Regions from separate parts of the Homo sapiens genome. Here all the other regions are linked to region 4. The links are chromatin loops, found by intact Hi-C in ENCODE. Cell type or tissue: PC-3. All regions are shown on one strand.

What was found. Hi-C counts contacts between places; a loop is a spot of excess contacts. Peaks named below come from ENCODE experiments on the same cell type or tissue, not always from the same donor. Only the 100,000 strongest peaks of a DNase experiment are listed, where the experiment ranks them.
Region 1: it touches region 4 in a loop (3-fold over the local background); 15 of 110 quality-filtered maps call a loop at or near these places.
Region 2: a loop joins it to region 4, with 2.9 times the contacts of the local background. A loop is called at or near these places in 8 of 110 quality-filtered maps.
Region 3: it touches region 4 in a loop (4-fold over the local background); 5 of 110 quality-filtered maps call a loop at or near these places.
Region 5: it touches region 4 in a loop (3-fold over the local background); 8 of 110 quality-filtered maps call a loop at or near these places.

What each region holds. Positions count from the first base shown.
Region 1 is chr10:62,074,014-62,079,013 of GRCh38, reverse strand. All of the region lies in intron 8 of ARID5B (AT-rich interaction domain 5B), which reads right to left. Among named protein-coding and RNA genes, the nearest start is that of ARID5B, 170 kb to the right of the region's middle. In PC-3, a CTCF peak has its summit at 2,041; a DNase peak (open chromatin) is centred at 1,903; H3K4me3 peaks cover 1,211 bases; H3K27ac peaks cover 2,560 bases.
Region 2 is chr10:62,134,811-62,139,810 of GRCh38, reverse strand. No RefSeq gene overlaps it. Among named protein-coding and RNA genes, the nearest start is that of LINC02621, 120 kb to the left of the region's middle. In PC-3, no CTCF peak of the experiment used is centred here; DNase peaks (open chromatin) are centred at 2,740 and 3,940; H3K27ac peaks cover 2,564 bases.
Region 3 is chr10:62,109,674-62,114,673 of GRCh38, reverse strand. No RefSeq gene overlaps it. Among named protein-coding and RNA genes, the nearest start is that of LINC02621, 150 kb to the left of the region's middle. RefSeq lists enhancers at 4,773-4,842, 4,873-4,922. In PC-3, no CTCF peak of the experiment used is centred here; a DNase peak (open chromatin) is centred at 2,173; H3K27ac peaks cover 2,404 bases.
Region 4 is chr10:62,228,986-62,233,985 of GRCh38, reverse strand. The region is part of intron 6 of RTKN2 (rhotekin 2); the gene reads left to right. Among named protein-coding and RNA genes, the nearest start is that of LINC02621, 28 kb to the left of the region's middle. In PC-3, no CTCF peak of the experiment used is centred here; DNase peaks (open chromatin) are centred at 2,015, 2,475 and 3,435; H3K4me3 peaks cover 1,772 bases; H3K27ac peaks cover 3,269 bases.
Region 5 is chr10:62,150,862-62,155,861 of GRCh38, reverse strand. No RefSeq gene overlaps it. Among named protein-coding and RNA genes, the nearest start is that of LINC02621, 110 kb to the left of the region's middle. RefSeq lists an enhancer at 647-816. In PC-3, no CTCF peak of the experiment used is centred here; DNase peaks (open chromatin) are centred at 2,481 and 3,211; H3K4me3 peaks cover 429 bases; H3K27ac peaks cover 1,509 bases.

The DNA of each region.
Region 1 (5,000 bases), 150 kb after region 4:
CAGAAGAAGCCCTATGGCTTGGGCACTGGGCAACTACTCTTACAATATGCTACAATAACCATGCCATAGCTCTTCAAAAGGTAGTGATACTAGTTGGATCATGCCCAACTTAATATCGGATGGTAAGAGAAACTTGAGAATCATATCCTCCATGAATTCCAGCCTCTAGGACTTAATCTTACCAAGCCCAAGCTTCCCATGGTCTCCCTAATAAAGCTCCTTTGGGGCTTTCTATGATGTCTCCATGCCACATGTAAGAGCATCTAGACTAATGTTGTTCCTATGCCTTTCAAATGACAACCACATTGAAGAAAGTTGGAATGGACTTAAGGAAGGCTGATGTTATGTCCCAGGGATTAAAATGCATGCTTATTACAGTGAACACAGACCATGCATGGTGCCTAGCCCTCTACAATGCCAGCCAGCAACAACTGCAGCAATGACTCTTCTCAATGAAAAAAGCCCAATGACTTCAGAATTGAGTTGTATGGATCCATTTCAAGGGCAGATGAACATTATTTCAAGAATAATAAACCCAATACTGTTTTGTTTTGAGACAGGGTCTCATGCAATCACGGCTTACTGCAGCCTTAACTTCCTGGACTCAGATGATCTTCCCACCTCAACTCCCTGAATAGATGGGACTACAGGTATGCGTCACTGCACGTGGCTATTTTTTTTATTTTTAGTAGAGATAGGGTATCACCATGTTGCCCAGGGTGGTCTCAAACTCCTGGGTACAAGCAATCCACCCACCTCGGCCTCCCAAAGTGCTGGGATTACAGGGTAAGCCACTATGCCCAGCCAACATGGCAGTGTTTTCAATGTGATGTGTACCCCACAAATGATGGAAGCCAGTGTCAAAATATAAAAATAGGCAAACAACTATTGCATTTAAGCCCCATGCATGTTAGATCCTACTGGTTCCAGAACTTCTGAAATGTTCAACAGTTCTCCCACAACATTTATTATTTTGGTCAAACTTTGTAGTAACTTACACAAAAACAAAATGTTCCAAGAGGTTTTCAGTGGAAGAGTTAAGAATATACTTTAATGGTAAACAATTACATTCTTCTGTCATATGATACTTTTTTTCCCTTTTCTTTTTTGGAAACATGCTTTCTGAATTTTCAATAGTTCCTTTGTGAAGGCATCTGTTACTCACATAACTGAAAAGATGTTTGTGCAGTGGCATGCTTGAGAGTACAGTTATTTAATCTTAATGATAAAACCCTGAGGACAGAAAATCACAAGTAGAAACCTTTTGTTATTTATCAAAAAGAAAAGGGCTAAGACACCTAATCTATTCTCAAATTTAAATTCATGCTTGATGAAAACTATCAATAAAACATGGGACCTGCAAGGTTTCTTAAATACTATAGTTAGGTTCAAAGGATGGGACAGAGGAAGTAGGATAAAAACAAAAATGAGACAATAAAGGAGCTCGACAAAGAAAAACTGCTGTTTGGCAAGCTTTTTTTTTGGGGGGGGTCAAACAAAGAACTCGCTGTAGTTTACAGCATGACATACACACTTGATTAGTTTGTGCCTGAGGGTGTTTTTACACTCAACAGTGTAAACTCTAACTTCTATTAATTACAACTTGCATTTAGAGGCAAATTTAAGAATTTTTAAATAGAGATTTTTTTCAAAGGCTGTTGTTTATTTTTTTAAAATAGAAACCAGTTTTTCTACTCCAGGGTCTGGCTAGAGTTTTGTTTTCCTTTCTAAAAGTTTCTTGAAATATCCAGGCATTGGAAAGTTATCAGAGCATTTTAGGCATGCTGAGTGATACAGACTATGCGGCTCTTGTGTATGAAATTACCTGACTGTCCTTTGGAGAGAAATTCTTTACAGATGACAAGATGAAGCTACTCTGGGTGTAGGGTGTTTGCATTGAACTGACTCAGAGCCCTGTAAGAACAAGCTTGGTGGAGTGTAGATGGAAGAGAAGCTGTACAACCTCAGTCAGCCTAACTCTGGGCAACTTGTTTTCAGTTTCCTGGGCTTCTGGTTGTTGATAGGGCTAGGATGCCCTCTGTGGGTTTAGGGAGATGAGAGTGGCAGGGTGGCCGTGTTGCAGAGGTAAGCCCAATAGGGGCCACAGGTCAGGACTGCCATGAGAAAGACAGTGTTGGGAAAGGAAATGCAAGTCCATTGACTGGGTAACCTTACCATGGATGAGGATGGGCAGAGTCTACCCACCGCACCTTAGGATAATAGTTCATAGACATGAGAGGATAAACTACACTACCTGCCTTTGGGGTATGTGACTTGGAAATTCAGCCTTAGGACTTTCCTGACAGCCCCTACCTTTTTATACACATTTTCCAGAGGGGACTTTGCTCATTTCAGTTGAAATTTCTCTCTTCCTTCTTTGATCCCTGTTGAACTTATTTTTTTTAATTACATAAAACTAGTTTTTATAGATGTAGTTTTTTTTTTTTTTTTTGAGACAGAGTCTCGCTCTGTAGCCCAGACCGGAGTGCGGTGGCGTGATCTCGGCTCACTGCAACCCTCCACTTCCCATATTCAGCCATCCCGTGATTCATCCCGTGATTCTCGTGCCTCAGACATCTGAGTAGTCAGGATTACAGGTGTGTGCCACCAGCCCCAGCTAATTGTTGTATTTTTTAGTAGAGGCAGGGTTTTACCATGTTGGCCAGGCTGGTTTCGAACTCCTGGGTCTCAAGTCATCTGCCCGCCTCGGCCTCCCAAAGTGCTGGGATTATAGGCGTGAGCCACCATGCCCACCACAGACATAGATATAACTCTCTTCCATGTGTGTACGGCCTTTGACTCAGATCTTGTGATGGGTTAGATAAACCAAGGATCATGGCATCTTCCAGTTCTAATGAGTCGTGGTGGCTCCCTGGGGATGCCATACTGAGAAGAATTCTGAGGCTGAACCCGGGCTCACCGGAAGCAGCATCCTGTTCCTTTAGCAATCTCAGCTATGAATGTGGTGGCAAGGGTACCTCCTCATTGTTTGCCAGCCAATTCTCAACTCTTTGCTTTATATGTTCTCATTACCCCTGAGAGTGCTCTCTGCACATGGCAGATGTCCAAAAAACACCGATTGGGTTTTGAGGGCAGCAGTAAATAAAAAAGACAGTTAATCAAATGGCAAATCTATCCTATCCAAGAAAATGCAACAGGCCAGTAGGAGAGGGCTTCTTGCCCATTCCAAATGTAATCTTAGGCTGTGTTGATAGACTGACACTGCCCGCATCCTGAGAAATACTACATGCCACATCTGGAGTAGCTTTGGGTATTCTGAGTGACACAAACTGGAGGCGCCTGCATGAGAGCAAGCCGAGCTGGTGAAGGTCCATTACTGACGCTCTGAGGCTTGGTTGAATGGAACAGGAAGACCTGAAGTGAAAGAGGAGCTTTGACAAGCTCCTGGACGCTGATCAGAGCAAAGGGAGCAGACATGTGGCGAGTCGTCCTCCGAAGGCAAGGCAAGGTCAATGGGAAGCCACAGAGGGTGTTTTGCTCAGCACACGGAAGAGTGTGTAGAGCAGAGTAAGAGCGCCTGGAACCCTGAAGCTTCCTCTAGGCCCTCCCACTGCAGGGCGCTGTATCAGAGGCTGGAGAGCCTAGTGTCAAGCATATTTCAGTCTTTGTGGAACTTGGCATCCTGTAGGCTATATTTTGCCCCTGGGCATGTTTGATTTAGCTTATATAAAATATTTTTTTAAATATTGGAGCCAGTGTTTGTAAGTTAGGTTATTTCACATTAAAAAAATATCTTGAAAACATAGAAGGTCAGGAAGCGCACAGACGGCATCTACCTACAGCAACAGTGTGGGCTGGTCCCTTTGGGCTCTCTGGCCCGGGCTGTGCGTGCCAGTTTCACACTTTCCAGCCGTGGCCCCTGCACTCATCTTTGCTACCTGCCTCCATAAATATCTGAGTTTGTGGCCAAGATGTAGGAGCGGACCTTCTCCACTGACCTGGGTGAAAGACGAGTTTTCTAAATTTCCCATCTGATGCTGACTGATGCTTTTGTAAACAACCATAAAAATGAATTACTAGAAAAATGGAATTCAAAAGGAGGCATACAAAACACAAGCCCCAAGTTTTTATTAGCTTCAACAGACATAATGTTATTCTGGCAAATTTCAGCGTAAGTGTATCAATGCTTATTCGCAATTGCTGTGCTTATTAGCTTGTTATGGGCTAGTAGAAAACAGTTCATGGACAAGTCAGAAAATCTCATTTGAGTAGCACTGGTCTAGGGAGTTGCTAGGGGTCCTCTTAAATATACAATTCTGAGATGTGGCCTGTGACTTTCTGAATTGCGTATCTATTAACTCCAAGGGTGTCCAAATGAGCAAGAATACATGGAATCATGTCCTTGATGTGCACAGAACTGTAACTCACCTTTCCTTCCCCAGCCTTTATCCATGGTATGATTAGGTGGGTTCCTTAGAACCTGATATATTTTTGGTCCTTAACTTAAAGCACATGCTTATCTTATTCAAAACATGAAGCCTCCCACACTCTACCTTATACCTTCAGAGAAAAAAGGCAGAAGCTCCAGCTATCACCCAGTATCTGCCCAAGTACATCTGGCTTGGGTACAGCTCACCTTAAGTCCCTGCAAAGAAAGCTGCCTCAGCCATGCAGGGTGACAATCTTGTCCAAGGAATGCTTATGGTAAAAGCAAAAGGTTGGATTTGAAATTAGGCATTATGTGTGCAAGAAGATGAAGAATAGTTGCTAATTTCCCTCACAAACAAATACATTTGTTTATGATTTTGATTTTCTAAATACTCAAAAATGCACATCATAAAGTACTTTTGCTTTAATGCTCCTTTTAAAATCCCTAATAACAACTTCATGTGCTCCACAGAAACAGACCATGTAATTTATTCAGGAAAATTAAAACCAGTAATCTAGCATTCTGAGTAAAGATTTTTTTCCCCCTGCATGGACTTTAAAAACATTTTTTAAAAAGGGAAATCTGCATGTGAAAACAAAGCCTTTAAAGT
Region 2 (5,000 bases), 94 kb after region 4:
GAAGTAATACTATGTTATTTGAAAATTGTCTGGCTTCAGTTGAAAATGTATATTGCAAACTCTAGGGCAATCATTAACAATTATAAAAAATTTTTTTTTGAGACAGAGTCTCGCTGTGTCACCCAGGCTGGAGTACAGTGGTCTGCAGCCTCCGCCTCCTGAGTTCAAGTGATTCTTCTGCCTCAGCCTCCCAAGTAGCTGGGATTACAGGCACCCGCCACCATGCCTGGCTAATTTTTGTATTTTTAGTGTAGGCAGGGCTTCACCATGTTGGCCAGGCTGGTCTCGAACTCCTGACCTCAAATGATCCGCCTACACCGGCCTCCCAAAGTGCTGGGATTACAGTCATGAGCCACCATGCCCAACCTAAAAACATTTTTTGAAGAAATATAATTAATATGCTATGACAGGAGAGAAAATGGAATGATATAAAATGTGCAATTAAAACCAGAGAAGGCAGGGCTGGGTGGGGTAGTTACATCTATAATCACAGCACTTTTGGAGGCTGAGGTGGGAGAGTCACTTGAGCCCAGGAGTTCGAGACCAGCCTGGGCAACATAGAGAGACCTCATCTCTACAAAAAAGAAAAACAAAATTAGCCTGGCATGACTATGCTACTGGTAGTCTCAGCTACTCAAGAGGAGGTGGGAGGATGACTTTAGCCCAAGAGGTAGAGGCTGTAGGAAGCCAAGAGCATACTACTCCACTGCAGCCTGGGTGACAGAGCAAGACCCTGTCACAAGAAACAAAACAAACAACAACAACAACAACAAACAAACAAAAAAAAGAGAAGGCAGAAAAAGAATGGAAGATAAAAATCAATCGATTGATCAGTTAATCAAGGGCAAATATAGTATGTATTAATCCAACTACATCAATAATCACTTTAAATATCATTGGTCCAAATACACAATTAGAGGACTGAGATTCTAAGTGGATAAGAAAATTAACAGCCAACTATATGCTGACAAAAATAATCCTACTTTCAATTTAAAAATACAGATACATTAAAAAGAAAGGAATGGAGAAAGAGCATGCTAACACTAATCAAAATAAATCTAGAATAGCTATTATTAATTTCAGAAAAAATCATGCATAAAAGCAAGAAATATTATCAGCGATAAAGAGGAACATGACATAATGATAAAGGGGTAAGTTATTCAAGAGACATTACAGTCCTTAATATGTCCACACCTGCAATGTATTTCTGATGCTGACTTAACAGGTTAAGGGCTCAGTCCTCCACAAATCTCTTCTCACTTCAGATACTAGCTGCAAGCTCCCAGTTTCCAGGCTACCCACACTTCTGATCAAATGGCTACAGATTTGGGGTTCCCACTATCCTCTTAGGCCTGATCATTCACTAGAATGACTTACAGAACTCAGCCAGGCGTGGTGGCTTACGCCTGTAATCCCAGCACTTTGGGAGGCCAAGGCAGGTGGATCATGAGGTCAGGAGATCAAGAACAGTCTGTCCAAGGTGGTGAAACCCCCTGTCTCCACTAAAAATGCAAAAATTAGCCAGGCATGGTGGCAGGCGCCTGTAATCCCAGCTACTCAGGAGGCTGGGGCAGGAGACTCGCTTGAACCTGCGGGGGCGGAGGTTGCAGCGAGCCGGGATTATGCCACTGCACTCCAGCCTGGGTGAAAGATTAAGACTCCATCTCAAAAACAAACAAACGAAAAGAATGACTTACTGAACTCATGAAAGTGTTTTACTTTTGATTACAATTGTATTATAAAGGATACAAACCAAGAACAACCAAATGAAGATGCATATGGGTGAGGTCAGGAAGCGCCTTATCCTCAGGACACATCACCTACCCAGCATATCAATGGGATGGAAAGTGCTTACTCAAGCTCCGTGTCCAGAGTTTTTATTGGGTTTCACTATATGGGCATGGATGATTGAATCACTGGTCATGTGACTGAACTCAATCTCCAGCCCTCCTTCTCTGCATAGAATATTACTATAAAGTTACAGTAATTATGGCAATGTGATATTGGTACAAGGCTAGATGTGAAGTGATAGAACATAATAGAGAGGTCATAAATAGACCCACTCATATATAGTCATTGGATTTATAGAAAAGGTACCCCTTTATTCAGTGGAGAAGGGTTGGCCTTTTTAATAAATGGTGCTGGAAGACATATTCATATATATTTTAAAGTTTCTTACTCATTATTCATGCCATGTGCAAAAATTGATGCAAAATGGATATAGAGCTAAAGCTAAAATTTTCTAGAAGAAAAATATGTGAATTCATGTTAATGATCTAGGAGTAGGCAAAGAATTTTTAAATAGGACACAAAAAGTATTAATCATAAAATGTTAATAAATTGGAATTGATTAAAATTAAGAACTTATGTTTATCAAAAGACTTCATCAAGAAAGTAAATATATGAATCCAGATTATATAAAGATTTTCTAAAAATATTAAGAAGACCCCCAAATTATACTGAAAAACTAGCAAAAGATTTGAACAGATAATTTACAAAAGAGGATATCCAAATGACTAATAAGCATACGGACAAGTACTCAACATTATTATTCTTCAAGAAAATGTAAACTAAAAACCCACTAAAATGCTTGTGTATATCCATTAGAATGACTAATATTATAAAAACTGGAAACACCATATGTTGTTGAGGATGTGAAACATCTAGAATGTTTAAACATTGATGGGAATGGAGATTATCACTTAATAAAACCATTTGGTAATAACCACTAAAGATAAATGTACATCTACCCGATGAACTAGAAATTCTACTCCTAAACATGTACCTAAAAGAACTAAGTAAATATGTCCACAAATAGTCATATAAAAGAATGTTTGGGCTGGGCACCGTGGCTCACACCTGTAATCCCAGGAATTTGGGAGGCCAAGGCGGGCAGATCACAAGGTCAGGAGATCGAGACCATCCTGACTAACACGGTGAAACCCCGTCTCCACTAAAAATACAAAAAAAAAAAAAAAAATTAGCCAGGCCAGGTGGCTGGCACCTGCAATCCCAGCTACTCAGGAGGCTGAGGCAGAAAAATGGCGTGAACCCGGGAGGTGGAGCTTGCAGTGAGCCAAGATCACAGCACTGCACTCCAGCCTGGGCGACAGAGCGAGACTCCGTCTCAAATAAATAAATAAATAAACAAAAACTTAGCCGGGCATGGTGGCTTGCCTGTAGTCCCAGCTACTCAGGAGGCTGAGGCAGGTGACTCTCTTGAACCCAGGAGGCAGAGGTTGCAGTGAGCCGAGATTGCACCACCGCACTCCAGCCTGGCGACAGAGCAAGATTCCTTCTCAAAAAAAAAAAAAAAAAAAAAAAAGAATATTTAGGCGAGGTATGGTAGCCCACGCCTGTAATCCCAGTGCTTTGAAATGCTGAGGGGGGAGAATCACATGAGGCTAGGAGTTTGCAACCAATGTGGGCAACAAAGAGAGAACCTCTCTCTACAAAAAAGTAATTTAAAAAATTGGCTGGCATGGTGGCTCACATCTGTAGCCCTAACTACTTGAGAGGCTGAGGTGGAAGGATGGCTTGAACCCAGGAGTCTGAGACTACGGAGCCATGATCATACCACTGCACTCCAGCCTGGATGACAGAGCAAGAACCTGTCTCTTTAAAAAAAAAAAAATGTTTGTAGCACTTTATTCATATTCATCATGGCCTAAACCTAGAAATCACCCAACGTCTATCAAGAGGTGAATGGATAAATCTTGTGTGGTCAATTTCCATATTCTAGAATATCGTTCATCAATAAAAAAGAACAAACTATGGATACATGTAACACCATGGATAAATATTAAAGAATTATATTGAAAGAAAGAAGTAGATATAAAATAGTACTACACTTTCATTTCATATTTGAAGTTCAAGAACAGGAAAAACTAATCAGTGACAGTAAGAGTCAGAAGAGTGACTAGCTCTGGGACAGGGGAGATGACTAGGAAATGACTCTGAGGGAAACTTCTAGTGACAAAACATTGTATATATTTTGGGTGTGTTTCAAGTTTGTAGAAACATGTAAAAATTTGTCAGCCTTACACTTAAGATTTGTCTACTATGGCCGGGCGCGGTGGCTCACGCCTGTAATCCCAGCACTTTGGGATACCGAGGTGGGTGGATCACGAGGTCAGGAGATCGAGACCATCCTGGCTAACACGGTGAAACCCCGTCTCTACTAAAAATACAAAAAATTAGCCGGGCGTTGTGGCACGCGCCTGTAGTCCCAGCTACTAGGGAGGCTGAGGCAGGAGGATGGCGTGAACCCAGCAGGTGGAGCTTGCAGTGAGCTGAGATTGTGCCACTGCACTCTAGCCTGGGCGACAGAGCCAGAATCCATCTCAAAAAAAAAAAAGATTTATCTACTATATGATATATAAGTTACACTTTTTTTTTTTAGAGACAGGGTCTCACTATGTTGCTCAGGCTGGAGTGCAGTGGTATGACCATAGCTTCTGCAGCTTCGACCCCCCTGGGCTCAAGCCATCCTCCCACCTCATCCTCCTAAGTAGCTGGGACTATAGGAATGTGCCATCATGCCGAGCTAATTTTAAAAAATTTTTCTTGGAGACAGGGTCTTGCTAAGTTGCCCAGGTTGGTCTTGAACTCCTGGGCTGAAGCAACTCTCTCACAAAGAATTGCCTCCCAAAGTGCTGGGATTATGGGAGTGAGCCACCAGGCTTTGTCAATACCTCAATTTTAACAGAAAAAAACAATTAAACCTGAATGTACTTGTACCTCAAGCTAATAAAGCTTTTCATACCAGTTATAAAGTCAAAGGTAACTATCATCAGAGTGAACAGGCAACCTAGAGAATGAGGGAAAATTTTCTCCATCTATCCATCTGACAAAGGGCTAATATCCAGAATCTACAAGGGACTTAAACAACTTTACAATAAAAAAAAAAAAACCCATCAAAAAGTGGGCAAAGGATATGAACAGACACTCCTCAAAAGAAGACATTTATGCAGCCAACAAACATATGAAAAAAAGCTCAT
Region 3 (5,000 bases), 120 kb after region 4:
CTCATGAATAGATGAATGCCCTCCTATGGGGGTGAGTGAGTTCTCCCTCTGGGGGAATGGATTAGTTCCCATAGAGCAAAAGCAGGTTGTTAAGAGTCTGGCTTCCTTGATTTTTGTCTTTCACTTCCTCGCTTGTTCTGTGATCTCTTTGCACATCCCTGCTCCACTTCTTCTTCCCACCATAAGTTGAAGCAGCCTGAGGCCCTCACCAGATGCAGCTGCCTAGTGTTGAACCTTCCAGCCACCAAAATTATGAACTAAATTGTGAACTAAAATTGTGAACTCTTTTTATTTTTTTATTTTATTTATTTTTCATTTGTGTTGAGACGGAGTTTCACTTTTGTGCCCAGGCTGGGGTGCAATGGTGCAATCTCAGCTCACTGCAACCTCTGCCTCTCAGGTTCAAGCGATTCTCATACCTCAGCCTCTCGAGTAGCTGGGATTATAGGTGCCTGCCACCATGCCCAGCTAATTTTTAAATTTTTAGTAGAGATTGGGTTTCACCATGTTGGCCAGGCTTGTCTTGAACTCCTGGCCTCACGTGATCCAGCCCGCCTTGGCCTCCCAAAGTGCTGAGATTAACAGGCATGAGCCATGGCACCCGGCCATAAACCTCTTTTTAAATAAAATTACCCAGCCTCAGTTATTTTGTTGCAGCAACACAAAATGAGCTGAAACACACGCCTAACCTGCCAAACATCATAGCTTAGCCTGGCCTACCCTAAGGGTGCTCAGAACACTTGCCTTAGCCTATAGTCAGGCAAAATCATCAAACACAAAGCCTATTGTATAATAAAGTGGTGAATATTCCATGTCATGTATTGAATACTGACTGAAAGTGAAAAACAGAATAGTTATATGGGTACTTGAAGTATGATTTCTACTGAATGTATATCACTTTCGCAGCATCGTAAAGTAAAAACAATCCTGTATGAAATCATTGTAAGTGAGGGACTATCTGTGCTGGTAACATTTTGGTGTTTATCTTTATGTTCATATGCCTATACATAAAACACAGACATTTTGTATTAATTACATTTATTGTTTATTCTGTTTTTACAAAATGGGAACATATTACTTGTATTATTAGGCTGATGCAAAAGTAATTGTGGTAATTACTTTTAATGGCAAGAACCACAGTTGCTTTTACTTTTGCACTAACCTAATATTTTGTAACCTTCTTTTTGCACTTAATATATTTTTGTTGTACTGACTTATCATTGAATATATTTTATGAATACCATCATGTATTTAACCAATCTCCTACTGCTGGACATTTAGGTTATCTTCCAAGTTTTTTATATTAAATAATGATGCACTGGAAATCCTCAGACACATGTCTTTGTGCCCTTGTGCTATTATTTCCTCAGATACATTTCCAGAAAGAAATTGTTGAATCCAGAGACTCAGTGCCACGTTTTATGTTTTGATAGATACCACAAAACTGCACGGAAGTAATGCTGTGTCAACTTGTACTCTTACCAGTGGCATTTAAGAGTTTCAAGTGCTCGGTTTCATCAGGAATGACTTGATTCCCTGGCAAGAGCTTTCACATTAACAGTGATATTGGTAATGCTTACTAGATCAGACCATGTGCTAAGTACAGGTTGAGTATCCCATATCTGAAATGTTTGGGACCAGAAATGTTTCAGATTTTGGAATATTTACATTACATATACGTTCTGATTCTGCATCCCAAATCCAAAGAATTCGAAATCTGAAATACTTCAACGAGCATTTCCTTTGAGTATCATGTCAGTGTTCAAAAGGTTTCGGAGTTTGGAGTATTTTGGATTTTAGGTTTTTTGATTAGAGACATTCAACCTGTAGTTATTGAGCATTATTTCATTTAGTCCTTACAATGTGTAGGGGAGATAGTATAATATCTACTTTCAAGATGAGAAATCTGAAGCTCAGAGAGGTTAGTTAACCCACTCAAGTTTACACAGCTAGGAGGCAACAATGTTGGGGATAACCAAGATTCTCTCCTTAACCAAACTTTAATCAGGCTCCTCTGAGTCATCTTTTTGATGAGGCCTCACCCTGAAGGCTTTGTCCTTGGCCTATTTAGTCCAGTTTTAGTAAGAATCCTGTTGGGTCAGTTTAGCAAATATCCCCCACCCTTGATATCTGATGAAATTCCTCATCCCCATCTCTGGATATTTTTTCACCCTGGCCTTCCTTCAGCAAGAAGCTTGTCAAGTAGGTTTAGCCAGAATCTGCCTTACCCCTTGTTTACCCTTATAAAATGTTTACTGTTAGTAATTTTCCATCCACTGACCCTACCCTGCCCCTTGGCTATAAATCTCTACTTTTCATTGTTGTATTCAGAGTTGAGGCCAATCTCTCCCCCCTGGCAAAATTCCATTGTAGTAGTCTCCCTTGAATAGTCTGGCTTACTGTCTTTAACAAATGTCATGAATATATATATATATATATATATTTTTTTGAGATGGAGTCTCGCTCTGTCGCCCAGGCTGGAGTGCAGTGGCGCAATCTCGGCTCACTGCAACCTCCACCTCCCAGGTTCCCGCCATTCTCCTGCCTCAGCCTGCCGAGTAGCTGGGACTACAGGCGACCGCCACCACGCCCGGCTAATTTTTTGTATTTTTAGTAGAGATGGGGTTTCACCGTGTTAGCCAGGATGGTCTCGATCTCCTGACCTCATGATCTGCCCGCCTCGACCTCCCAAAGTGCTGGGATTACAGGTGTGAGCCACTGCGCCTGGCCAATATTTTTTTTTTAATAGGGATTGAAACCTGGGTCTGTCTGACTTTGTGGACACTGTCACACTCACCAGTATTTTTGAAAAAAGAGTTCTAAAAATTTTGGACTTGAATCTCCAGTAAACTACAGATATCCTTTAAAACAAACACATTTCATACATGAAGGTGCACAGCATAATTGGTTAAAAGAAGTTACTGTGGTATCAGACTACCTAGCTCCAAGTCCCAGCTCTGCAACTCACAAGCTGGGCAAATCACTTACTTGGCAGTGCCTCTGTTCCTTCGTCTGTAAAATGGGGAAAATATCAGTATGTACCTCATAAAGTTGTCATGAAAATTAAATGAGTTCATACATGTGAGCACTTTGAACAATGTCTAAGTACCAGCAAGCACTGTTACGTATACACTATTATTGTTATGCACGCAATATATCATATTCATTGTAAAGAAAACCCTATCCCCACTTAAAAAAATCAAAAAGATGAGATAAAAAGTAGATTAAACAGAAATGCATTATATTCTGCCTGTCTTCCTGGACTGGCTTGCACAGCTCCTGGCTTCCTTATTTTCTCCTTTGGCCACTGTGGGGATTGACTGTACCCACTTTGAATATTCCAATGGGCCATGTAGACCCATAGTGTGAGCCCATTAAGATCATAGACTGGGGATATTGTTCAGGAACCAAGAGGCTCAAAGAAACAAGTTTGCACTGAGAATGAGTCTGAGTACCCAAAGATCAGGCCGGAGTCCTGCCAGGAGAGGGGCAAGGCTGGCACTTCATTTCAGCTAAGCACAAAGTTTACATCGCATTGAGGACTTTCCCTGACCCATCTCTTTTCAAGTAGCTCCCTCATTCCCAGTCAGTCTATTCCATCACTTAGTTGTATTTTCTTCTTCACTGCTTCTCTGAAATTGTCCAATTTCTTTGTTTGTGTGTTTATTTTCTGTCTCCTTCATCAAGATATAGGATGCCATCTATTTCTTTCATAGTAGTATTTCCGGTGGTTAAACCAGTTCCTGGTACAGGGTTGGTGCTCCATAGATATTTATAGGATTAATGAGAAATTTAACCTTCTCTTATCGCCCCAGGGACTGCAAGAAGCTAATAAATAGAAGTTAAGGAACTTGAGAGCTTACCTAGGTAGCTCCTCCCCTATTGCCCGCCCCCTTCCTCATACTCCCAATTGATAAATGAGAAAATTGAAATTTGGAGGTTAGGAGACCATCCAAGAACATACACAGAGCAGGACCGAGGGCTCCTGACTCTTTATTTGACATCCAGGGGCTACATTGTGATGCCTTTTCTTTGCGGGAGGGAATAGGAGAATGCAGAAATTTTCTTTGTGTCTAAAATAGATTAGAAGGTGTAAAATCCAGGCCCTATCTTCTATCCACTGTGAGTCAGAACAAACTGTGTCTGCCTTCCATGGTTTTGAAATAATTTTGATCTAGGAAAGAAGGAAAAAGGAAAAAAGGAAGGGAGGGAGGAAAAGCAGAAAAAGGAACAAGGAAGACGAGAAGGGAAATGTTAATGAGGATATTTCTTTCCTTTTTGGTGTTGGGAATTCTCTGGAGGGTTTCCAGCCCTGGGCTAAAGGATACCTTCTTCTCTCATTCTTCTGGGCCACAGTTGCATTCGGCCTGAGGTTTCTATGGGAGACTAGATTTCAGGTCTATTTAAAGAGACAAGATGATTTGCCTACTACACCTTTTTGTTGAAATTTCTCAATCTTTTCCCATACTCTACTTCTTCTGAATTACATTTTGCCTCCTCTTGCTTTATTTGTATTCCAGCTAAGCCTCACTTCCTCAATGTCCTTCCACATTCTCAACAAAGTTGTATCAGATATTTATTGAGCTGGAACTTATTATATACAGTTACTTTCACTTCCCCTTTCTATGGATACTGCAGACATCTGTTTGAGTAGCTTTATTAGCCCTATTTTTTTACTTATGGAGACAAGGACCCAGAAAAGTTAAGTGATAACTTACCCTGGTATATAAGTCACAGTACTAGAATTTGAAGCCAAATCATGCAATTCCAAAGCCCATGCACTTTCTGTTATATCAGAGCCACTTCCTCTTAACACCATGTTAACCATTTAATAGCAGATTTGGCTGCAAATGACAGAACATCCCATTAATAGCACCTTAAACAAATGGGAAGCTTATTTTTCTCACATAATGAAACATGTAGATGAGCATCATCAGGCCTAGTGTAGTGGCCCAGGGATGTCAGGGGAGACTCAGCTTTGCTCTGTTCCACTGTGCCCT
Region 4 (5,000 bases):
TTCACAAATAGTTTTATGTTGATGTTTCTTTGGAACACTGTTGATCAAGCTGCATTCCTAGAATTTCTTTGCATGTTTCGTCGAGTTGGCTCTTCAGCATGTCAGTAATTTTACTGTAATTATAAAAAGCAAAATATTTTAGGTATAGATCCTAGAAATGCCAGTCATCAGAATTTAATGAAATTACTCTTTTCATGTGATATATATTACATGCAAAATATACTTTGGCACTCTAGCATAGTGTCTTTCAATCTCTTTGGATTGATGCTCATGCTAAAAAAATACATTTTACATCGTGACTGAGTGCACAGTTATGTAAGCAGATAGATTTTATGAAGTAATTCTTAACCCTTACTATTTACAATATAATTATCAGGCATTTTCTTATTCTTTTGCTTTCAGTTTTTTTTAATGCTGTTTGTAAATCATTAAATTGATTTCATGACCCGTGAATCAGTCCCAGTCTACATTCTGAAAAACAGTCATAGAAGATGTCTTTCCAATGTAAATGTCATTTAAAAGGAGGCAAGAGACCTTTAATTTTCTTCTCTTAGATCTAAGACCATCTTTAAAACTTTTCTGCATTAATATTATATCAAGGATTTGCTGGAAGGTACTTTAATTCAGTCATAAGGTGGTGGAATTAATTCTTTTTAATGATTAGATAAACAATTCTATTTCCAGGTTTAAGCAGGTTTTAGTGCAGAAAGAGATCTTAGAGATAATTACCCAGTTCAATAAGTTTTACATTTTTTAAGTAGCAAAGCTCCTATTTTAAAAATGACAGGACCAGTAGTGTCTTTTATCCAACTACACTATATGGTAGAAAAGTTACATTTTCCCCTCACTTTCTCATATGAAAGGCAAAGATGTTCATACACAATCACTTCTTTTTAGAAAGCTTTTCAGAAACATTTTTGGAGTTTCATGCACCTTTACAGCATGTAAAAACAATGAATGTGCTTCTTAAACAGTTTAAAACTTCATTGTTTGTCCATGAATACTCAATTTTTAATTTCTGTAATTTATTACTTCTGTGACCCAAGAGAGATTAATTTACTCTGAGTTTTTGTTTTTCCTTCTGTAATAATAATACATAATAATATCTCAACTCCATAGGATAATTACGAGATTTAATAAGATAATTCATGGATTTGGTTTATAAAGGAAGCATTTTGTAGTAAGCTCTGTTACCATTATGGTTACTATTTTTACTGTTCCCAGACCAGTGCTTTTTCTAGGGCTTTTTTTTTTAAACTCATGCTAAAACTTCACAGTTTAGAAACTTGACATAGGATTATAAAATGTAGCCACATTTTTTCATTTAAACTACATTTATAATTTTATAGGAGGTCATTTAAATGATGTTAGAAACTATATTTAAGGCTGGGGGCAGTGGCTCATACCTGTAATCCCAACATTTTGGGAGGCCGAGGCAGGCAAATTGCTTGAGCCCAGGAGTTCGTGACCAGCCTGGGCACCATGGTGAAACCCCTTCTCTACTAAAAATACAAAAACCCAGCCCCAGCTGTAGTCCCAACTACCCAGGAGGCTGAAGTAGGAGGATCACCTGAGCCTGGGAGGTTGAGGCTAAAGTGAGCTGTGATCATGCCACTGCACTCCAGCCTGGATGACAGAGTGAGACCCTGTCTCAAAAAAAAAAAAAAAAAGAAAGAAAGAAATTATATTTAATCTATATTTCTTTTTGAAGCCTAGAGGAATTTTTGAGAATAAATTATTGTGCATTAAGTTCTTTTTAATAGACAGCCATATAGATCTTGGAGTGTCTGTTTTCCTGTTCAGAATTTTTCATTCTATTTGGTTTATTCTGAGTTCAAACACGAATTTTCTTTATAAACATTTCCCCCTTGAATCTTGCGTGCCATTTGTTTATTTGATACCATTAAAGTGGGTCAAAAGATACAATAAAACCTTTTACAACATTTCACAAATCATGTCCTTGTAATACCAGCATTCTGTTGACACTGTAGTGTGAACCCAGAGTCTACTAGGTTAACTCATAGCCCGGGACTACTCTTACCTGATGCTTCCTTAACTGACCACTTCAGCACCATGGTAGGAGTTTAAAAATCAGGATGCATAAGGGGATCAATTTTGTATATTTAAGTGATCTAGGTCAATGCGAAGATTTCTAATACAGCTTTTAGTCTTTAACCAAAATGGACACATATAAAATGATAAAATTTTCCCTAGTAATATGATATGTGACCAAATATAGCCGTTCTTCCTGACAAGAGTGCATTTTTTAGACTACCATTTAAGCCATTTTTTTTTAATAACATTCCCCTTCCTCCAAAAAAATGTTGTAACAATTGCCCTATTTGATAGAAAAAAAAATGTAGCTGATTAAACTTTTGGGAACTCAAAATTAGGGTTGGCTAAAAGGAATGAGTGTGATGTTTTAGAAAGAAAATGTTATCCTGACAAGAATGTTTTAAAAGTGAGGTCACTGTTGGTTTTGGAAGCACTGGCATTGTAGTTAGTCATGTTTTAAAAATGAAGCAACTTGAAATATCATAAAGTATTGTTTGATCTGAAAGAAGACAGTGAACATTTTTGGTAATTTTTAGTAAGCTCCCTGATAAGATTCATCTATTCATTTTATTGTGGAATTTAGCTTACTAAAATTCCTTTAGCCAGATTTTCCCAGTGCATCTAATAGCTGAATTAACTATTTTATGTTCCTTGATAACTATTTAGTACATTATTCTTTAAATATACATCATTTTAAGCAATCATCGTGTGAAAACTGGTAAAATTCAGCATGATTATTTACTTGACAAAAGATGTATTGTTTCTTAAAAATAAGCCACTAATACTACATTTTATAATACTACATTTTAAATATGATTAAAGTTATAAAACATGCATCCAAACACTTGTTCAGAATACATGGATTATTTATGTTTTGAGGAACGAGACTGTTAAAGATTTGGTGATGTGACAGATGATACAGTTTGTAAACATAACTAAGAAGTTACTCAACTATTATATATAATTAATTAAATCATTGTAGAAATGATTATTCAGCAATTATGTCATTTGGTAAATTCAAAGGTTAATAGGTCCCTGCACTCAAAATTCTTCCAGTTTAGTAAAATGTAGTCATTATTTGTTTTAAAGGAAAAAGTATCTTAAACTATTTATTAATGAGTTATAAAGCCAATATAATACACTGGGGCTCAGTGAGTTATAAAGCCAATACGATACACTGGGGCTCTCTTTCCAGTATACCTCTTGCAAGCTACAGGCAAGTCAGTTACATTCTCTGAACATCAGTTTCTTCATCTGAAAATGTGGAACAAAATATCTGCCCTGCCTACCTCGAGCAGTTTTTTTGAACCTTAAAAAAGATGTTGCTTGTCAAAGTGCCTTAAACTGCACATAGAGATGAAGTATGACAATGCTTTGCATGCAGTTGATTCCTAGGGGTGGTTTTCATCCTGTTACCACTTAACCACATTAATCATTTGGTTAGAAAAATAATAGGCCCAGTGCAGTTGCTCATGCCTGTAATCTCAGCACTTTGGGAGGCCGAGGTGGGTGGATCACCTGAAGTCAGGAGTTTGAGACCAGCCTGGCCAACATGGTGAAACTCTGTCTCTACTAAAAAAAAATACAAAAAATTAACCAGGCGTGGTGGTGAGCGCCTGTAATCCTAGCTACTTGGGAGGCTGAGGCAGGAGAATCGCTTGAACGCAGGAGGCAGAGGTTGCAGTGAGCTGAGATTGAGCCATTGCACACCAACCTGGGCAACAAGAGAGAGACTCCGTCTCAAAATACAAAAAGAAAAAGAAAAAAAGAAAAATAATAGAAACTTGGAAATAGAACCTAGAAGGAAAAAGTTACTCGTAGTTTCTAAACCAAATAATTTTTATCATTTCAAGCTGATATTTTACTTTCAGGTTTTTAAATGTCTAGCTTTGGGGGATATTTAGACAATAATTATACTGCACATTCAACTTTCTTCAGAATTTATTACAGAGTCTTTACATAATTATTTTGATGGCCACATTATCTGTTAGTGGGCTATATCATAGTTTAACTGTTTTTAGAGGAGGCTATCAATAATTTTTTTCATATTGTTATGTGTCATTCATTGGAAATAGAGGTAAATATCTTACATATTAACCTTAAAGTAGTTAAAAGATGTCTTAGTCACAATCATTTCTTAAGGCCCAAGAAAAAAATTTAAACATATAGTTTGGTTATCACATAATTTTAGTCAATTCTGCCACACAAATTGCCTTCTAAACATGCCATCTCTCCAGTGCACCCAGTACAGATGCAATGAATAACATAGTTTCTTCCTGTGCACACTAATAGTGTTTAACATTCTACAGTATATTGAAATGACTCTTCCTAAAGTGAAGACTACTCAAATGTTTTTAGTGGCCAATAAGAATAAATTACAGTGTCAGTCCTAAAAATAAAACCCAAAAGTGTCTTCATTGTCTTTATTTCTGTATCCTACCATTTCAGATATTTTTCTTGATAGACTTAACATACGTGTGTTAAGAATAATACAAGTATTAGCCCATCTAATACCTTGACCTCTCAGTTTCATGACCTTGCACCAGTAATCTTGTCCTCTTTCAATTCAACCATCTACCCCGTGATTGTATTCTAGATCTTGTCATTACTAGTAATTGCATGTCCTCTGTAATCTTTGTAGTAGGTATCCCACTCTCTCCACCATATCCCACATTTCCAGGTTCTTCCCTTCAGTACTCTGACTCCAACTTAGCTTAGAATACATAATTTACTGTTTTATCCTTTCCTAGCATCTCTCTTCTTTTGTCATACTTGCCTTGGAAAAACTCCAACCTTGGTTAACTCCTACTTTTAGTTCCTTTGCACTCGTACTCATGAGGAATAGATGAAGAAGCAAGAGAAAAACAGTTATACTTCCTGGTCTCACTTGAGATACATAATCCCTAACCTTAAGTGGGTTCCCAGTATGACCGAGCAATTCTACT
Region 5 (5,000 bases), 78 kb after region 4:
CCTTCAGCCTGGGTGACAGCAAGACTCTGTCTAAAAAACAAACAAACAAACAAAAACAAAAGAAAATCCAGTTAATTTAAAGAGTGCTTACATATATTCAATAATAACGACAATGATAAAAAGATGTTACTTTTTTGTATTGAATTCACCATGATTTTCTTTTCAAAACCAAGTGTTCTCCTTTATGAAGAAGCCATTGGAAGTCCATAATTGTTCAATAGCATCTGCCCTTGCTAATTCCAGAGGAGCTGTAAATTAGGATACACACATGTGGCCAAAGGAAACCATTTCCTTGCCTGTCACCTCGTATGTCAACGATCAGTCAGGAGCTGGCTTTTATGGCCCCCGTAAGAGCCAGGAAATGGGGCACCCTGATGGAGCCGCAGACAGGCCCTGGACGACCCCGCCACTAACTGCACACATTTTGTAAGCTTGCCTGCCAGGAGATGCTTTCTTCACAGAGTTAATATATGAAGTGTTTACTATAGCACTTCATGAAGATTCCCTTCTCCACAAATCCCTCCTCTATGGAGGCCCCTCCCCCTAATTTTAGGAAGAGGGCCTAAGAATGCTCCATACAGGTTGTAAGAAGAAGGTACTTCCCGCATTACAAGTTGCTCCCTGCCATAAGTGTGTAAGAGGCACACATGCACCTGCCTCCAGCAAGTGCAGTAACCACTGGGTCAGTCAGCTTAATCCTCCACTCTCTCCAGCACCCATCAAGGTTTCTCTACCATTCTACATTACAGTCACCAGCAAGCTGTTGATCAGAATTGTGTGCTCTACCCTCTCCTCCCTGGCCAAGTCTCCTTGATGGAGTTATGCTCAGATGTGCCTGGGTAATGCTCCCAGGGGGTCTTTCAAGAAATGTCCATTTGAAACCCACAACTGTATTTGTTCTAAGGATGTTGTTATTTACTGTCTCACAGAAAATCCCTTCATGAAGACCATAAAAAAAGTCTTTGATTCAACATTAGAAAGAGCTAGGCTCTTCCTGAGGCGCTGGCTTCTTGTTATTGCTCCTAATTTTGTTTCTGTGAATACAGCAACTGGCCTTTGCTCTCTTTTCACTGGCTGCTAGAAGACTTTGTAGTTCACCTCTACTCAAAACTGCTCATTAAGGATTTTTAACCACTGACTTTATCCCTGGTTTTATCTTATTTCCCTAACTTCCCATTCCCTTGATCCATTTCATCATTTATTTTTGTTATTTAATAATGTATGGAGCTCTGTACACAACTTTAAAACTTTCTGGAACTGGGTATAGCATAAATACCTAAAAAGCAGAATATCCATTCCAACATGTATTGAGCACCTACTCTATGCCATGCCCTGTGCTTGGTCCTGAGGCCCTTAGATAAAAATAATACAGATCGCTGCTCCTGGGGAGTTTACAACCTGGGTGTGCTGTAGTGCCCTATGGACCTCAGCGACTGGGAACCACTACCAGGCACACTTTGCTCACATTGAACCCTGGATATGCAGGAGCTGAACCATGACAAGGAAGGGCCAGTTCTGACTATGTAGCTTAGTGGTCATTCTTTCTTCCCACACTTCCTGCAATGTACTGGGATTGGTCTTCTGCATGGGGCTATTTGTGTCTATATTTCCTCCAGAATGCTAAATCTGCAGTGCAGTTTATACCCATACATTCCAGGCAAGAGAAAGGTCTCAATTAGTATTCATTGACTGGATGGACAGATGAAGGGATGTTACTTTCTTGCTTAAATACTCCAGTGTAAAAAATCATATTTAGCATAAAATTTAAATTCCTTACATTGGCCTGTAATGAACTACACTATCTGCCATGCACCCCTACCTCTCTGACCTCCTTTGCTTTACTATCAATCTTCCTTTTGTTACTTTCACACCTGTAAGTTTTTGTCCTCGGGATATGACCAGACCAGATCCTTTCTTCATTTAGGTCTCAGCTCAAATGTTAACCATTTTTAAGAGGTTTCATCCACATGAAAGTATTGTCACCACCAGCCCCACCTCCATCACTGTGGATTGAATGTTTCTGCATCTTTGACTTTAGACCATTCATGTTGACTGCTGAATCGCACACAGCCTACTGAAATAACCTGCTGATTGCACAAGGTCAAGTTTATTCCCCAGTGCAGTAAGAGATACGGCTCCTTTGATGGAATCTTAGAAGCATCTTAGAAGGGGGTGGTCAAGGATGGAATATTGATAAGATTTTGAGGAACTAGTTTAGGTGGGTCTTTTAATGTAGAGACTAATTAGAATTGTTCAAAGTTGTGATATAATAGTTTGGGACTGATGAATATAGTGAAGTGAGGTTTTCACACAGCACCTCGACAGGTATGCAAACCCCTTGGGTTGTTCTGAGAAGGGGCCAGCTACTCTGATGAGGACTAGTGAAGAGTCTATTGGTCAGACAAATGCATTTCCAGGAACTTCCTGAAACAAACAATAACATTATTTGCAGCTTCATCATTTTAGGGCTAGCATTTTGTGGAGTTGTGCAATCATGTTAATGCTGAGTCAAATAGTTGGATCATGTTAGGATGTACAGTAAGCTGTGTGCTTATAATGGTTTCAGTTCTCATTCATCACTATAAAATTATTATGTTTATTTAATTACTCTTTTATTATCTGTTTCTTCATTATCACCACATACAAATATAATTTCATGTGTATGTCATTCCTCCTGTTCATTTCTGTGTTGAGTACTTACAATAGGGCCTGACACCAAATGGATGCTGAGTATTTATGAAATTTAAAGTAAAATCACAACTTTGCCTGTATTCAACATCAAAGGTCAGAATGCTACATTATCAACTTCTTGCTGAAGTCCAAACAGCACCTGTTTCTTTCATCGGGAACCTGTACAATGGAAATGTGGATATTGTGTTTGGATTAGAGTGCTCCCAGAGTCTAAAGGAATTTATTCTCTCATTTATAATGAATACTTATTCTCTCATTATAATGAGAGAATATTTTATTCACTTAATCCACAAGCGTTTTATGAACCCCTCCTATGGGTCTAGCATGGTGCTGGATGTTTGCTATATCAAGCATCTGATTGCTAATTGCCATCTGCAAAAATTGAGGGGTCTGAACAAATCTGTTCTTCTCATTCCCCTACATGTCTGAGTTGAAATAACATTGAGCATTTTTAGGCATTAAAAAGACCTGCTCATAAAGAGATGACACATCTCTTTAAGGAAAATGGAAAAACATTCCTTGCTTATGAATAGGAAGAATCAATATCGTTAAAATGGCCATACTGCCGAGAGAAATTTACAGATTCAATGCTATTCCTATCAAACTACCAATGACATTCTTCAAAGAACTAGAAAAAAACTATTTTGAAATTGATATGAAACTAAAAAAGAGCCCAAATAGGCAAGGCAATCCTAAGCAAAAAGAACAAAGCTGGAGGCATCATGTTACCCGACCTCAAACTGTAGTGCAGGGCTACAGTAACCAAAACAGCATGGTACTGGTACGGAAACTGACACACAGACCAATGCAACAGAATAGAGAGCCCAGAAATAAAGCCATACACCTGCAACCATCTGATCTTTGACAAAGCTGACAAAAACAAGCAATGGGGAAAGGACTCCCTATTTAATAAATGATGCTGGGATAACTGGCCAGCCATATGCAGAAGATTGAAACCGGACTCCTTCCTTACACCATATACAAAAATCAACTCAAGGTGGATTAAAGACTTAAATATAAACCCAAAACTATAAAAACTCTGGAATATGGCCTAGGAAATACCATGGTAGACATAGGAACTGGCAAAGATTTCATGATGAAGATGCCAAAAGCAATGGCAACAAAAGCAAAAATTGACAAATGAGATCTAATTAAACAGAAGGCCTGCATAGCAAAAGAAACTATCAACAGATCTGGCAAAATAAACAGACAGTCTACAGAATGAAAGAAAATATTTGTAAATTATGCATTTGACAAAGGTCTAACATCTAGCATCTATAAGGAACTTAAACAAATCTACAAGAAAAAAACAACCCCATTGAAAAGTGGGCAAAGGACATGAACAGACACTTTTCAAAAGAAAACATACATGTAGACAACAAGCATATGGAAAAAAAGCTCCATATCACTGATCATTAGAGAAATGCAATACAAAACCAAAATGAGATACCATCTCACACCAGTCAGAATGGCTATTATTAAAAAGTCAAAAAAAAAAAAAAACCAGATGCTGACAAGGTTGCAGAAAACAGGGAATGCTTACACAATTCTGGTGGGAATGTAAATTAGTTCAGCCATTGTGGAAGGCAGTTTGGTGATTTCTCAGAGAACCCAAAGCAGAGTTACCATTCGACCCAGTGATCTCATTAATTGTGTGTATTAGTCAATTCTTGCCCTGCTACAAAGAGATACCAGAGAGTGGATAATTTATAAAGAAAAGGGGTTTGATTAGTTCATGGTTTCATAGGCTGTACAGGAAGCATGATGCTGGGATCTGCTCAGCTTCTGGGGACACCTCAGGAAACTTGTAATCATGGTCAAAGGCAAAGGGGAAAACCAGTACTTCACATGGCCAGAGCAGGAGGAAGGGGATGGGGGAAGGTGCATACACTTTTAAATGACCAGAACTCAGGAGAACTCACTCTCTATCAGGAGAACAGCACCGAGGGGGAAATCCGCCCCCATGATGCAATCACCTCCCACTGGGCCCCATCTCCAACACTGGGGATTACAATTCAACATGAGATTTGTGTGGGGACACAGATCCAAACCATATCATTGGGTATATAACCAAAGGCATATAAATTGTTCTACCCTAAAGACACATGCATGTATATGTTCATTGCAGCACTATTCACAATAGCAAAGACATGGAATCAACCTAAATGTCCGTCAGTGATAGACTGGATAAAGAAAATACCTATACACCATGAAATACTATGCAGCAACCAAAAAACAGAATGATATCATGTCCTTTGCAGGAACATGGATGGAGCTGGAGTCCATTATCCTTCGCAAACTAACTCTGG